2 separate regions of the Homo sapiens genome follow, and region 1 is linked to region 2. A link is an interaction called in ENCODE POLR2A ChIA-PET data of the cell type or tissue named here. Cell type or tissue: PC-9. All regions are shown on one strand.

Region 1 (8,000 bases), 320 kb after region 2:
TCACTGCAGCCTTGACCTCCCAGGCTCAAGTGATCCTCCTGCCTTAGCCTCCCAAGTAGCTAGAACTACAGGCGTGTGCCATGATGCCCAGCCAATTTTTTTTTTTTAATTTATTTTTAGCAGAGATGAGGTCTTACTATGTTGCCCAAGCTGGTCTCGAACTCCTGAGCTCAAACGATCTTCCCATCTTGGCCTCCCAAAGTGCTAGGATTATAGGCATGAGCCACCATGCCCAGCCCCAACCACTTAAAAATTGAAGCTGCTTCCCGTTTGCCATTGGTACTTTGTACACCTCATCATATTCTTCTTCCCCTTCATCCCATAGAATGCACAATTCATCTTTAAAGACTTCAAGTTAACTGAGTCTGTGAAGCCTAATCTGATGGCATAAAATTAAAATAATTTGATCCTCTTTTGTTAAATCATTCTGCACCTTGTCTGCATTACTCTAATAACAGCTTTGGGCATTCATTCATTTAACGAATATTTATTGCTCCAAGATTGAGATGTTTGAGATAAAACTCAGCCATGCAGATAGCCAGAGGCCACTGGCTATGAGAATAAAAGAGCCAAAAGAACAAGGAGCTGAAACTAGGTGAGAGCCCCAGAGCAGTGAGTTAGGAGGAAGAGGACCAGGAGCTGAGTGGTGGGCACTCCAACATGAAGAGGTCCAGGGCAAGGGGAGGGCCTGGCAGCAAGGAAGACTAAAAGAAGTGACAAGGAGTAAAATGCTTGTGTTTGTTTACATGTTTATCTCCTTTTTAGGTTGTTCACTTTGGGAGCAGGCATGGTGTTTCACTCATCTCATGTCCCCAAAGCTCAGCTAGTTCACTTGCAAAATAGGAGCTCAGTTGTGTTTTGGGTTTTTATTTTTGTGGGGCAATATATATATATTTTTTATATATATTATATATATTTATATATATTATATATTTTATATATTATGTATTATAACCCCAAAGGATATGTGTTTCCAATATGATTTCCCTTCCATAATCTGTAACATAAAATAAGGTATACAATGTTTATGGTTAACTTTACCGGTGGGCTTTGTAAAACGTTATCCCCCTATCCCTTTTCCGTATCTCCCAATTCTGATCATGTTGCCATTACAGGGGCCAGTGTCATTCAAAGATGTGGCTGTGGATTTCACCCAGGAGGAGTGGCAGCAGCTGGACCCTGATGAGAAGATAACTTACAGGGATGTGATGTTGGAGAACTATAGCCATCTAGTTTCTGTGGGTGAGAATAGCTTGCTTTCTGAATGCTCTCAGTTGAATGGGGTTTTATCCTTGAGTTTGAAGAAATAAGTGATGACACCATTTAATTCCTTGTGGGCACTAGCTGGAGTGTTTATATTATTATTCATTGAAAGGTTCTAACTTTGATAAGGTAAAAAATGGAGCACTTCTGTTATGCAGCTTATGAGGTGGCAACATCTTGTACTTCAGAGATTCTGAAGCCAAGCAGCTTCCCCAAGTCCTCCTTCTTTTCCCATTAACAGGATATGATACCACCAAGCCAAACGTCATCATTAAGTTGGAGCAGGGAGAGGAGCCGTGGATAATGGGAGGTGAATTTCCATGTCAACATAGTCCAGGTAAGTTAGTAGCGTATCAAAGGTTAAAAAATGCTCATCCCAGACCTTTGGGAGAGACTAAAGAGTTGTTTATATGTATTCAGTACCCTCAGTAACACCTCCCAACCCCCAAATATCACTTTCCTTCCCGCACACATACATGAACTCTTTTGTTGATTTTACATTTGATTTACATTGGTAGGGATTTTTTCATTCTAACCGGTACTGGAGACCCATTCACTTCCTCTTTCTCCAGCATTATTGGTAACTTATTTACTCCCTTGCCATTACAGAATTGTTTTGGGTTTGTTTGTTTGTTTGTTTGTTTGTTTTGGAGACAGAATCTTGTTCTGTCACCCAAGCTGGTGTGCAGTGGTATGATCTCAGCTCACTGCAACCACCACCTCACAGGTTCAAGCGATTCTCCTTCCTCAGCCTCCCAAGTAGCTGGGATTACAGGCACATGCCACCACGCCTGGCTAATTTTTATATTTTTAGTAGACACAGGGTTTCACCATGTTGACCACACTGGTCTTGAACTCCTGGCCTCAAGTGATCTGCCCACCTCAGCCTCCCAAAGTGCTGAGATTACAGTCCTGAGGCTCCCGGCCTTACAGAATTGTTTTGTTTTGGGGCATTCAGAAGTCTGACATAAAAATCAACTTGAGACTTTTATGTTCATTCCTTTTATCTTCCATTTTCTTTCCTTCCTTGCTTTAAAAATACCTTGGACTTATTTTCTGCCCTCGATTTTATTTACTTCTTTAGGCATTCAGATACCAAAACCTCATCCTCCACCTATGCTTGTGAACTGAGTCACAGCTTGTGGTGTCTGTTATTTCCCAAAGTCCATGCTCAGTTGATGTGACGCTATAGCACTCCCTCAGCCTTCGTCTCTTTCCCCACTGCTCATGACCCGTCTGTGTGTTCATTTCCCCTTCCCCATAACTGGAATCATGCTCTGTCCATAGTAGACATTCAGGAAGTGTGAATTTCATAAGTGAATGTCGGTTCCTTTTCTTGCCTTTTCAGGACTGTCCCCCTAGGACCTGTTTTCCACTTTTTTGGTTTTCTTTGTATCCCTTAAAAGAGTTTATCTAATCTCACCTTCTAAGACCTTTTTTCCTGTGTATTTTTGCAGCTTGCCTCCAAATTGATACGTCTGACACTTTTAACCTGGAGTCTAGTTGAATATTTTACTTGACAACATAGCAGTTACCAGGGAGATAGTTCACTTCCTTCTTTCTCAGAATGTCTGATGATAAACTGTGCACATTCCAAAATCATGAATTCTGTCTACCTTCCTCACCTCCCAGTATTTGATTGTGCTAGTCTTGTCTCCATGGTTTGTGTTCTTTGTCTTCTGTGAAATGCCTGGCAGAGCGTCAGCACATTCTGTTTCTTTCGACATTCGTGTTCAGTATTCTCCCATACCTGGATTTCAGTGGATCCATCTTCCATTCAAATGATCATTGTCCTTTTCCTTCATCTGCATTTTACTTGCCCACATAATACATATTTTCCCTCCCTTTCTTCCTCTCCTCCCTCTCTCCCTTCCTTCATTCCTTCCTTCCATTTTGAGACAGAGTCTCACTCTTGTCGCCCAGGCTGGAGTGCAATGGCATGATCTCGGCTCACTGCAGCCTCCCCCTCCCAGGTTCAAGCGATTCCCCTGCCTCAGCCTCCCAAAGTAGCTGGGATTACAGGCGCACGCCACCATGCCTGGCTAATTTTTATATTTTTATTAAAAAAAAAACCACACATAACATACAATTTACCATCATAACCATTTTTAAGTATACAGTAATGTTAACTGTATTTGCATTGTTGAGCAATAAACTTTAGAACTTTATGCTTTACATTTGAACTGAAAAGGTTAGCTCCTTGAAGTTTCCTTCATGGTTCATTGACCACTCCAGTCTTTCCTTCTCTTAATATCTATTCCAGTCAGCGATTGTTACCTCAAAAAGTTAGATATGATTTTACAGTCCGATAGGATTATATGCTCTAAGATCATATTCTCTGATAGGAGTGTATGCTCTATGAATATAAGCTCTAAGATTGTGTGCTCTGTGATTATATGCTCTGATAGGATTATATATTCTAAGATTATATGCTCTGATAGGAGTGTATGCTCTATGAGTATAAACTCTGATGGGATTATATATTCAAAGATTATATGTTCTGATAGGATTATATGCTGTGATAGGAGTGTATGCTCTATGAGTATATGCTCTGTTAGGATTATATGCTCTGAGTATAAGCTCTGATAGGAGTATATGCTCTGTGATTCTATGCTTTGATAGGAATATATACTCTAAATGATTATATGCTCTGAGAGGTAGGTGCATATATTTGTTGCTTGAGCTTCTTCTACCGAATTATAGTCCTCCAAAGAGGAAAGACCTTTTTACTCTTCTTGCTTTTATAATGCAACATACAGTAGGCATTCAGTAGGTTTTTATTGACTTACCAAGGAGCTAGGTAAAAGAAAGATCTTTATCATTAATCCATCAAGAGATCATTTATTCTGAACCACAGATTCTGATAAAACAGATAGGGGTTAGATTAGAACCTGTAAGCACCCATCAGATTAGGAACTACTTTAATTTCTATTCAGAGAGATTCAAAGAAAATATGAATATTTTCCAAGGGCATAGGTTTTGGTTAGGAAATAAGATAAAAGCTGCATGAATTACTTTAAAATTCAGCTTTCACATGGATAATTTATACTCCAATGCACATTGTGCAACTTTAAGAAGCTATTTTAAAATGTAAGGGAAAGAGATTCAATGAACTGGGAAGAGATTTGATAAATGTCTTCAAGTTTCCCCCAAAGTATAGATAGATTTTGAGTATAGCCAACACCAGGAGTCAAATTGAATGAGGAAGATCACGAGTACAGACTTGTGGCTGAGAATAAGCAAGGCATAGCCTAGGCTTCCAGGAGCAGAAGATGTTGACAGATTAGTGGAATGCTAGCTTGGATATATATTGTGAGTCCAAGTAGTGAAAAATCCCGTTAATAACCTTTCTGTTTCTTCTGTTGGTGTTTGGGGTGCTGGAGCTCAGAGATGTTGTAGATTTCTGAGCAGAGTACCATCAGGGTTGCATTGAATGTGGGTGATAGCAGCTAAAAATAGTTTGTGCATCCAAAAATTTGTAAGATACATAAAAATAAAAGTACATCATAGGGGCAGCTTTAGGAATCTGAGATATAAGATTTTACACCAAATGAAACCCAGGAGTTTGGGAACTCTTGTTTGTATTCAGAATTAAGTAAAAGAATTATACAGAGACATGACTGGTTTTAGGAAATTTAAGTCAGCAAATTGAAAGAAAATTAATGGCTCAACTTAATGAGCATTTGTTTTATGTTATAAACTGTTCTAAGCAGTTTACATGTACTAATTCAGTCCTTTGACAACCCTATGATTTAGGCACTCATATTCACATTTCAGATGAGTGAAACTGCATCACAGTTACACAGCTTGACCAAATGCCCTAGTTAGTAAATTGTTGGGGGTTTGAACTGAGGTGACCTGCTCTGGTGGTCATGCTCTTAACCACTGTGCTATATTGTGCAAGCAGGGAAAGCAGAATTTAATGGCTAGGAAGGTTAGCTAGTATTAAATATGACTTTCAAAACACTTCAAAGATCTGATCTTGGGTTTTTTGTTTTGTTTTTCTTTTTCTTTTTTTTTTTTTTTTATAGTAGAGACAGGGTTTTGCATGTTGCCCAGGCTGGTCTTAAACTCCTGAGCTCAGGCGATCCATCCACCTTGGCCTCCCAAAGTGCTAGGATTACAGGCATGAGCCACCATGCCCGGCATGATCTTGTTTTTAAGATATTCCCTGGCCGGCCACGGTGGCTCGTGTTTGTAATCCCAGCACTTTGGGAGGCTGAGGTGGGTGGATCACCTGAGGTCAAGAGTTCAAGACCAGTCTGGGCAACATGGTGAAGCCCTATCTCTACTAAAAATACAAAAATTAGCTGGGTGCGGTGGCGTGTGCCTGTAATCCCAGCTACTTGGGAGGCTGAGGCAGGAGATTCGCTTGAGCCTGAGAAGTGGAGGTTGCAGTGAGCCAAAATGGTGCCATTGTATTCCAGCCTGGGTGATAGAGCGAGACTCCATCTACAAAAAAAAAAACAGATACCTTGTCTTCTGGTCTATCTTATGTTTCTTTTGGACATTCACATGCCTGGATCTCTCCTCCAGATGAATGTGAATCCTCTCTGTAAACGTGAGGAAATCAAAGCATTCAGAATGCTTATTTGCATTTATATGCAGACTAGTAAGGCATGGATTTTGGAAGGGATGCCACCATCGTAGTCTTGATATGAAGTGATATCTTGCAGTTTAATATAAATTGTAATAGATGTCTCCCACATGTAATCCATAATGGAGTCTTTCCTTTGCACGGACACCTAGCACCTGTTTTTGTTCCTCCTGATCCCATTTGTATCGGGGAACCTGCCCCGATAGTCACGTAGGTTCTTTTCTATTTTCCCTAAGCATCGGCTGGTTTGAGAAATAAAGGAACAGAGTACAGAAGAGAGAAATTTTAAAGCTGGGCGTCCGGGGGAGACATCACATGTCGGTAGGTTCTGTGATGCTCCACAAGCTGCAAAACCAGCAAGTTTTTATTAGGGACTTTCAAAAGGGGAGGGAGTGTACAAACAGGTGTGGGTCACAGAGATCACATACTTCACAAGGTAATAGAATATCACAAGGCAAATGGAGGCAGGGCAAGATCACAGGACCACAGGACCGGGGCAAAATTAAAATTGCTAATGAAGTTTCAGGCACCATTGTCATTGATAACATCTTATCAGGAGACAGGGTTTCGAGAGCAACCGGTCTGACCAAAATTTATTAGGCAGTAATTTCCTCTTCCTAATAAGCCTGGGAGCACTATGGGAGACTGGGATTTATTTCATCCTTACAGTCTCGACCATAGACGACGGCCACACCTAAGGGGGCCATCTATAGGCCCACCCCTAGGCGCATATTCTCTTTCCCAGGGATGTTCTTTGCTGAGAAAAAGAATTCAGCAATATATCTCCCATTTGCTTTTGAAAGAAGAGAAATATGGCTCTGTTCCACCCGGCTCACCGGCAGTCAGAGTTTAAGGTTATCTCTCTTGTTCCCTAAACATTGCTGTTTTCCTGTTCTTTTTTCAAGGTGCCCAGATTTCATATTGTTCAAACACACGTGCTCTACAATTTGTGCAGTTAACGCAATTATCACAGGGTCCTGAGGCGACATACATCCTCCTCAGCTGATTAAGAGATTAAAGTAAAGACAGGCATAGGAAATCACAAGGGTATTGATTGGGGAAGTGATAAGTGTCCGTGAAATCTTCACAATTTATGTTCAGAGATTGCAGTAAAGACAGGCATAAGAAATTATGAAAGTATTAATTTGGGGAACTAATAAATGTCCATGAAATCTTAACAATCCATGTTCTTCTGCCATGGCTTCAGCCAGTCCCTCCGTTTGGGGTCCCTGACTTCCCACAACACATTTGATCTAAGTCCTCCCATCTTTGCCTGGATCTGACGTACTTTCAACCACTTCTCTGCTCATCATTTGGTTTTATTTCACCTTTTCTACCAAAGTTTGAAACATAATATTTGTAAAGCAACAAAGTTACCTGTATTCAATATGAATTTACTCTTCTATTTTCTACCACTGTCTCACCTTAATTCTTTCACTGTGTGTGTGTGTGTGTGTGTGTGTGTGTGTGTGTGTTTCTGTTTTGTATTCCAAACCAAAGGAAAAAGAGAACTATGCATTTGTAATTATTTTTATTTATGGAGATTGGCTCTAAAGCCAGAGTCAACCCCACAATGGGGGCTCTTGAATACCAGTACCTTTCCATAGCTAGTGTGTTCAGATTTACAAAGTTTGTTTACTATTTTTCCTTTTTAGAAGCCTGGAGAGTTGATGACCTGATAGAGAGAATCCAAGAAAACGAAGACAAACATTCAAGGCAAGCTGCTTGTATCAATAGCAAAACCCTGACTGAAGAGAAAGAGAATACATTTAGTCAAATTTACATGGAAACAAGCCTTGTTCCTTCAAGCATAATAGCTCATAATTGTGTCTCATGTGGAAAGAATTTAGAATCTATTTCGCAATTAATTAGTAGTGATGGAAGCTATGCTAGGACAAAACCTGATGAGTGTAATGAATGTGGGAAAACATATCATGGAGAGAAAATGTGTGAATTTAATCAAAATGGGGATACCTATTCTCACAATGAAGAAAATATTCTTCAGAAAATTAGTATTTTGGAGAAACCCTTTGAATATAATGAATGCATGGAAGCCTTAGACAATGAGGCTGTTTTTATTGCTCATAAGAGAGCTTACATAGGGGAGAAGCCCTATGAGTGGAATGATTCTGGACCAGAC
Region 2 (8,000 bases):
TAGACCCTCAGTGTGGGAGCTTTTGGGCAAGAATTCTCCCCAAAAACAGCTTGCCTGAGATCGACTGCACATACCTTACAACTAACCCTTTCCATTGTTCCAGTCCGTGGTTTTCAGCGCATTCGCAGAGTTGCGCGGCCACCAAGTCAACTTCGGAACATTTTCCTGACTCTAGAAAGAACCCCCTAGCTCTTAGTCATTCTCCGTCCCCCCTGCCTGTCCCACCCGTCACTCCAGCCCTAGGCAACCACTAAGCTCCTTTCTAAGTCGGGCAAGAATGTTCTGGAGAGATGTCCTCCACAGATGGGCACTTGCTCGTACAGGAACCTTTCCGCCGGGCTGGTGGACGGAGATTTCTACTCTGTGGACACACTTAACCTTAGCGGAATCTCCGCCGGTCAAGACCGGCAGTGTGTGTGGCTGGGTTTAAACCACCGTGCAGCACCTTCACGATGCAAAACGTGCTCGTTCAGACTCCAGCTAGAGCCCTGCACCTCCATCAAGATATTACAGGGAGAGATGTAACTGGCAAACTCCCTGAGCATGCTGGGGAAACATCTATTTAAAAATCAAGCCAGGTGCAGCGGCTCACACCTGTAATCCCAGCACTTTGAGAGGCTGATGCGGGTGGATCACTTGAGGTCAGGAGTTCAAGACCAGCCTGGCCAACATGACCCCGTCTCTACTAAAAATACAAAACTTAGCTGGGCTCTGTGGCGCGTGCCTGTAATCCCAGCTACTCAGGAGGCTGAGGCAGGAGAATCCCTTGAACCTGGGAGGCGGAGGTTGCAGTGAGCCGAGATCGCACCACTGCACTCCAGCCTGAGTGACAGAGCGAGACTCTGTTTCAAAAAATAAATAAAATCAAGTAGCATGCTTCATAGCATTTTCTCCTCCTCCTAGTAATGAGGCCACCTGCCTCAGGACAATCACTGTTACGGCAGATACTGTGAAAATATTTATTGTTAAACTTTAATTGGAAAGCTACTATTACAGTAGGAAATTGTCATCTATAGATGGCATTAGATCCCTAGATCCCTGCCTGTCCTATAAAACATCGTTTTGTTTTAGTGAAAACTCAATACATATGTACATATCATCTAGAATCAGTTTTGTTTTTTTTTTTTTTTTAAGACAGAGTTTTGCTCTGTTGCCCAGGCTGGAGTGCAGTGGTGCGTTCTCAGCTCACTGACATGGCCGCCTCCTGGGTTCAAGCAATTCTCCTGCCTCAGCCTCCCGAGTAGCTGGGATTACATGTGTGTGCCACCATGCCTGGTTCATTTTTTGTATTTTTAGTAGAGAGGGGGGTTTTGCCTTTTGGCCAGGCTGGTCTCGAACTCCTGACCTCAGGTGATCCGCCCACGTTGGCCACTCAGAGTGCTCGGATTACAAGCCTGAGCCTCCGTGCCCAGCCCATAATCAGGTTTTGAACTGGAAAGCACCTTTGAGATGGTGTCTTCTATTCCAACCATTCTGTTTTATTAGCAAAGATCACAGAAGCGCAGAGAGGTTAGGGTGAGTGGTTCTAAACCAATTTTCTCTTTTGGTGGCGTTCACCTTTGTCTCAAATCCGCACACCTTACGGCTCTCATTCCTGCCACAATTTGCTCTTTGAAAGGGAGAAGTCAAGCCTGGGAAGGCCTTTCCACCCCACTGGAGTTGGGGAGTGATTTAGCCCAAGGTCAGATGGGCTCTGGCTAGTACCTGGCTTTCAGGTGCCAGTCCAGAGGGGGACCATGCTCCTCTTCTGTGCGTGTGTGTGCATGTGCGTGTGCAAATGTCTTACGAAAAAACACCTCTTCATGTCTTAATATCCAAACCCCGATCTCCAGGATCCCCTTCTTCTTGTGACCTCAGTCATGGGCCAGAAGCCACATCTTCTTTCTACTTGGCCTTGATGGCTGCAGCGTGATCCGATCCCATATTAACATAGGGACTTTCACGACACAGAAAGTCAGAGGTCTCAACTGTGCCCTTCTGACAAATAGGAGAACATGGTCTGTTTCGTTGATTTGCAGTGGTTGAGGGAACTGGAGAAAAGAGACAAATGGCAAGGGCCATAGAAGCTATCTTTAAACATTTGTCATCATGACTGCCATCGTGTCCAGCACTGGTGGAACGGGTAGGTGTGTGTGCATGCGTGTGTGTGCGTGCACGTGTGCATGTGTGTGTGTGCGTGGGTGTGGGCGTGTGCGTGGGTGTGTGGGCGTGTCCGTGCATGCATGTGTGCATTCATGCACGTGTGTGCGTGCCTGTGTGTGTGTGTGTGTGTGTGCATGCATGTGTTGATACAGACATGGACACTGTGTTCATTCAGCACCGTCGTTCACAGCTGGAGTTCACCTTAGGTCCCCTGCCTGGACCCTCAGCCAGATGCTGGCCCCAAACCTCTTTCCTTGCTTCCCTAGGTCAGGGACACCAGTCCCATCCTCAGACACCAGCTTGGGTGGATGTCGGCTCTGGGACCCACAAAAGCTAACAGCCCCCAGGACTGAAGAGCCCTTGGGTATCATAGAGCATCTTAGAAAATGGGTGATGCAAGGCCGGGTGTGGTGGCTCACGCCTGTAATCCCAGCATTTTAGGAGGCCAGGGCAGGAGGATCACCTGAGGTCGGGAGTTCCAGACCAGCCTGACCAACATGGAAAAACCCTGTCTCTACTAAAAATACAAAATTAGCTGGGCGTGGTGGCGCATGCCTGTAGTCCCAGCTACTCGGGAGGCTGAGGCAGGAGAATCACTTGAATCCAGGAGGCTGAGGTTGCGGTGAGCCAAGATTGCGCCATTGCACTCCACCCTGGGCAATAAGAGCCAAACTCTGCCTCAAAAAGAGAAAAAAAAAAAAAAAGGGTGATGTGGCCAGTCACGGTGGCTCATGCCTATAATCCCAGCACTTTGGGAAGCCGAGGTGGTTGGGTCACCTGAGGTCAGGAGTTTGAGACCAGCCTGGCCAACATGGTGAAACCCCATCTCTACTAAAAATACAAAAATTAGCCAGGCGTGGTGGTGCGTGCCTGTAATCCCAGCTACTTGGGAGGCTGAGGCAGCAGAATCGCTTGAACCCAGGAGGTGGAGGTTGCAGTGAGCCAAGATTGCGCCATTGTATTCCAGCCCGGATGACAGAGCAAGACTCCGTCTCAAAAAAAAAAAAAAGAAAAAAGAAAATGGGTGATGGAGCTTTCTAGTCAAAATACTGATGCAGGAAATCTCCACTGGGCTGGACTGAAGAAAGTGTAAAGGACATCAGACGTTCCTCTCAATGTGACTTAAGAGGACAGAATTGTGGAGTATTTTCAAATAGCCTTGGGATGCCCTTCTAAACCTCAGGGGTGACCGACCACCCACCCTTATCCCCCAAGATTCACTCGCTGGGCCGTGCCTCCCAGACAGCTTCTCATCTTGGAAACAGTCTCAGAGTCCCTTTTGTGTTTGGAAGTAGAAACCTGGTGCCCACAGGCCTGACAGCGCCTGGCACTGAACGATGCGGCCCAGCCTCCTCTGACCAGTATCTCGGGGAGAATCAGGACTGGCCCAGTTGAGCCAGCTTAAGTGCCTGATTTTCTCTCTTCCATGTGGGCAGCCTGGCTAGCAGACCTATGGGAGGAGCCGCACATTTGTAATGCTGAGTCACTTCCTTTGAAGCGGGTCCCTGGGAAGAAGACGCAAGAGGACCCCCTGCCGACAGCCAGGCACCCTTCGTCACCCTCTGACCTGCTCCTCAGTCCCGTCTTTCAAAAACGCTTTGACGAAGAGCAAAGGGACTTTCATATGAAAGAGGGGTGTCTGCGCACGTCCATGCAGGATTTTACGTAGATTGACTATTTAAACATTGCTGCAGATTTAAAAACACAGTCAGGCATAGACCCAGCAGCCTGGTGCTTCATGCAGGTTCCACTACAAGAGACCTTAGCGTCTCTCAAGTGTTGAGTACTTTGCCCGTCCTGAATGCCTTCGGGAACTCTGAAAAGCGCATTATCACCGGTGGCTTATGTACATTCTTTCTTAACCCCCTCCTACAATTTTAAACAAGAGCCTTTTCCAAACAGCTGCGCAGGCGGCCAGCGTTCCTTATCTCTGTGTGGGCAGGCTGCTGCTTTACATTGTTTTTGTTTTTGTTTTTGTTTTGTTTTGTTTTTAACTGAGTCCCACAGTTAGCAACTTGATAGTTGCTGCCTCATCAGTTTAGAAATTGAAAGGTGACCTGGATAAGTAATGCTCAGCTTTGTAAAAGGTGGCAGTTTCTTCAAGCCAGATGAACCCTGGATACTGTTCACAGCACACTGGTGTTGACCCTGACGCTTGCGGCTGGCTTTGTTTGCACTTGGTCGTCTCCAGTAGAAAAACCGAGGCTCACGGTTTTAAGCCCAGAACTGATCGTGAAGCCGGTCCATTAAGCTCTGGGTGGATAATGCACGCTCTCTGCGACTCCCGCCTGCCGGAGCAGGGGTGGAATTGCTCCTTCCGTTGTCAGATCTTCTAGGCAGTGGCAGGGAATCATCTTGAAAATGTCTGCATAGGTGGTTGCCGTGCTATTTCAGTCTTCCAGTGTGTCATTTGAGAGGTGGCAGATCCCACCTGGGTGCCACAGCAGTTGCCCTGGCAGACAGGAAGTAGCCGTGTCTGTCTGGAGCCTGCGTGGGAGATGGCATCAGCGGCACTTGTCTGGGGATATTTATATCTCTTCTGTTCTCACACACAGTAGAAAGACAACTGACGGCTGGGCACAATGGCTCTCGCCTGTAATCCCAGCAGTTTGGGAGGCTGAGGCAGGTGGATCACCTGAGGTCAGGAGTTCGAGACCAGCCTGGCCAACGTGGTGAAACCCCGTCTCTACTAAAAATGCAAAAAATTGGCCAGGCGCGGTGGCTCACGCCTGTAATCCCAGCACTTTGGGAGGTCAAGGCAGGCGGATTACGAGGTCAGGAGATCGAGACCATCCTGGCTAACACAGTGAAACCCCGTCTCTACTAAAAATATAAAAAATTAGCCGGGCGTGGTGGCGGGCGCCTGTAGTCCCAGCTACTCGGGAGGCTGAGGCAGGAGAATGGTGTGAACCCAGGAGGCGGAGCTTGCAGTGAGCTGAGATCGTGTCCCTGCACTCCAGCCTGGGCGACAGAGTGAGACTCCCTCTCAAAAAAAAAAAATAAATAAAAAATGCAAAAAATTAGCCGGGCGTGGTGGTGGGCGCTCGTAATCCCAGCTACTCAGGAGGCTGAGACAGGAGAATTGCTTGAACCCAGGAGGCTGAGGTTGCGGTGAGCTGAGATCCTGCCATTGCACTCCAGCCTGGGTGACAGCGAGACTCCCTCTCAAAAAATAAAATAAAATAAAATAAAGAAATAGAAAGACAAGTGACTTCCAAATAAGCCAAAGTCTCAGTTCCTAAGTGTCCTGATAAAAGCATCGAAACTGCTCTCTGGGGCCCAGGTTTGAGAGTTACGGTCCAGTTACTTAGACACACAGACACGCACCTTCCCTGGGTGTTGGCGTCTTCTTGAGTCTCCTCCTGCACCTCACACCCGCTCCTCCTCCTGTTGCAGGTGTACCTTCCGGTTTCCCAGCACGGCCATCAAGATCCAGTTCACGTCGCTCTATCACAAAGAAGAGGCCCCAGCCTCCCCGCTGCGGCCACTGTACCCCCAGATCTCCCCTCTGAAGATCCACATCCCGGAGCCGGACCTCCGGAGCATGGTCAGCCCCGTCCCCTCCCCGACGGGCACCATCAGGTGAGTAGCCCCCCAGCCTGCCCTTGGGCCCCCAGGAGAGAGGGGGATGATGCGAGCGTGCCTGTCGTACGCAGCACCGGGTTCCAAATCTCTCTGGAAAGTTGCACGTGCATGGAAATACAGAAAGTGTTGTACGTCCATCCGGGACCTGGCTGAAATTTCCGTGAATTCTCTTACAAAGGGAAAAATCACTGCCTGATCATCACTTTTCCCACTGGAAATTTTACATATTAGAGCTTGTTAAAGCAAGCACAGGTTTTTTTGTTGTTTTTTGTTTTTTTTTAAAGGGCGTTGAAAATGTTTTTTTTTTGTTTGTTTGTTTTGAGATGGAGTTTCGCTCTGTCACCCAGGCTAGAGAGCAGTGGCGCGATCTCGGCTCACTGCAACCTCCACCTCCCGGGTTCAAGGGATTCTCTTGCCTCAGCCTCCCGAGTAGCTGGGATGACAGGCGCCTGCTACCACGCCTGGCTAAATTTTTTGTATTTTTAGTAGAGACGGGGTTTCACGATGTTGGCCATGCTGGTCTCGAACTCCCAACCTCAAATGATCCACCCGCCTTGGCCTCCCAAAGTGCTGGGATTACAGGCGTGAGCCACCGCGCACGGCTGAAAATGTTTTAAAGTAATATTTGTCCACCAGGATTTGGTGAACTTTGTTTCTTTAAGCTTCATTTGTGAAAATTCTCTATGACCTTTTAGAAATTAATCTAGATTTTGAAGAAAGTCCTCAAACTTCCTCATCTCTGGCATGTTATACAATGATGAGCCCCTGAGTAGGGGTTGCAGGTGAAAAGTATAAACAGAGCTCTGTGTAGGGAGTGCCGGTGAGCCCTAGACTGAGTCACACACGAACCTCAGGCGACAGCCTGGATGCATGGCACACAGCCCTGGCCCTGGTCCTGTCATACAGGGATGCAAAAACAGACGTGTACTTGAGGCTGGAGGGTTCATACATTCTTTAATGATTTACCTCTTCATTGCGGACATTTCTAAACGTGGCTGGCTTTTCTCTCCCAACCGCACGTCTGTGGCTCTGCAGATGCGTGGCTGCGCGTGGTTTGGTGCCGGAGCTGTGGCTCCTCCGCAGCACCAGCAGTTTCTGCGTCGCTCGCGCGTCACCAGCAAAGGTCACCCCAGTGGAAAAAGCAGATCACATCTTAGGGCTGTTGTGAACATGGTGTTGACCTCACATATACCCTGAAAGGGGCTCAGGGCCCTCGGGGACATCTGTGAAGCACGCTCTGGGCATGCTGATCTGTTGGAGCGAGCGCTGTGGCAATCCCAGGCTGGTCACGTCAGTCCCTCCCTGCTGATCTGCGCACTCTGCTGAACCCCGGCCGCACCTTGGCTTGCTTTTTTCTTTTTTTCCTCTTGCAGCTGTAGGAGAAGAAAGGGCTTTTGTTTGTATTTCAGAGACAGCGTCTCACTCTGTCGTCCAGGCTAGAGTGCAGTGGCGCAATCATAGCTCGCTGCAGCCTCCAACTCCTGGGCTCAAGCGGTCTCCCCACCTCAGCCTCCCAAGTTGCTGGGACCACAGGCATGCACCACCACACCCACTTAATTTTCTTATCTTTTGTAGAGACAGGGTCTTGCTATGTTGCCCAGGCTGGTCTGAAACCCCTGGGCTCAAGAGATCCTCCCTCCTCCACCTCCCAAAGTGCTGAGGTTACAGGTGTGAGCCAACACACCCAGCCCGTACATGGCCTGCACCTTTTCAGGGTCCACAGTTAGAACTACACACTGGCTTCTCTTGGAACACAGCCATCAGGGGCACAGCTCCTCTACCCTGCTTTGCCGACAAGTTACCAGTGACCTACAAGTTACAAGGTGGGAATCATCTCCATTTGAGTTGCTTGGAGTAGGTCTCCTTTTTTCCAGAGCCAGTGGGTGGGAGTGTCTCTCGTGGAGAGAGAAGTTCAGGGACAGTGCTGCTGCGGAAAGGAGAGGCCCCGGGCTCAGGCCGGGCATGGTCACCTGTGTGACTCTGTGCGGTCACTTCAGCCCCCCACCTTCCCGGGCCCGGTTCCCGTCTGAGTCAGTGCTGTGACGTCATGACCCTCTGGGATGATGATGATGGTGAATCCTAAGTGACTGAGAGCCTGGTGTGTGCCCGCCTGGCCCTGTGCTGAGCAGTGCACATGCAGTATTTTATGTAGTCCATACAGCTTTGAGAATGTTCCAGAAGTAGATAGTGGTGATGGTTATTCAATTTTGTGAATATCCTAAAAGTCACTTTAAAGAGTGAACTGGCCGGGCGCGGTGGCTCACACTGGTAAT

What was found. Peaks named below come from ENCODE experiments on the same cell type or tissue, not always from the same donor. Only the 100,000 strongest peaks of a DNase experiment are listed, where the experiment ranks them.
Region 1: POLR2A ChIA-PET joins it to region 2 with 5 read pairs; 1 of 35 experiments calls an interaction of 5 or more read pairs at or near these places.

What each region holds. Positions count from the first base shown.
Region 1 is chr7:5,056,180-5,064,179 of GRCh38, forward strand. RBAK-RBAKDN (RBAK-RBAKDN readthrough) reads left to right here. Exons shown (of 6, transcript NM_001204513.3): 3 at 1,116-1,242; 4 at 1,505-1,600. RBAK (RB associated KRAB zinc finger) reads left to right here. Exons shown (of 5, transcript NM_021163.4): 3 at 1,116-1,242; 4 at 1,505-1,600; 5 at 7,516-8,000. Among named protein-coding and RNA genes, the nearest start is that of RBAKDN, 12 kb to the right of the region's middle. In PC-9, no CTCF peak of the experiment used is centred here; no DNase peak of the experiment used is centred here; H3K4me3 peaks cover 1,164 bases.
Region 2 is chr7:4,735,300-4,743,299 of GRCh38, forward strand. FOXK1 (forkhead box K1) reads left to right here. Exons shown (of 9, transcript NM_001037165.2): 2 at 5,539-5,724. Among named protein-coding and RNA genes, the nearest start is that of AP5Z1, 36 kb to the right of the region's middle. RefSeq lists enhancers at 1,712-2,266, 3,047-4,246, 4,486-5,039, 5,040-5,594. In PC-9, no CTCF peak of the experiment used is centred here; no DNase peak of the experiment used is centred here; H3K27ac peaks cover 2,398 bases.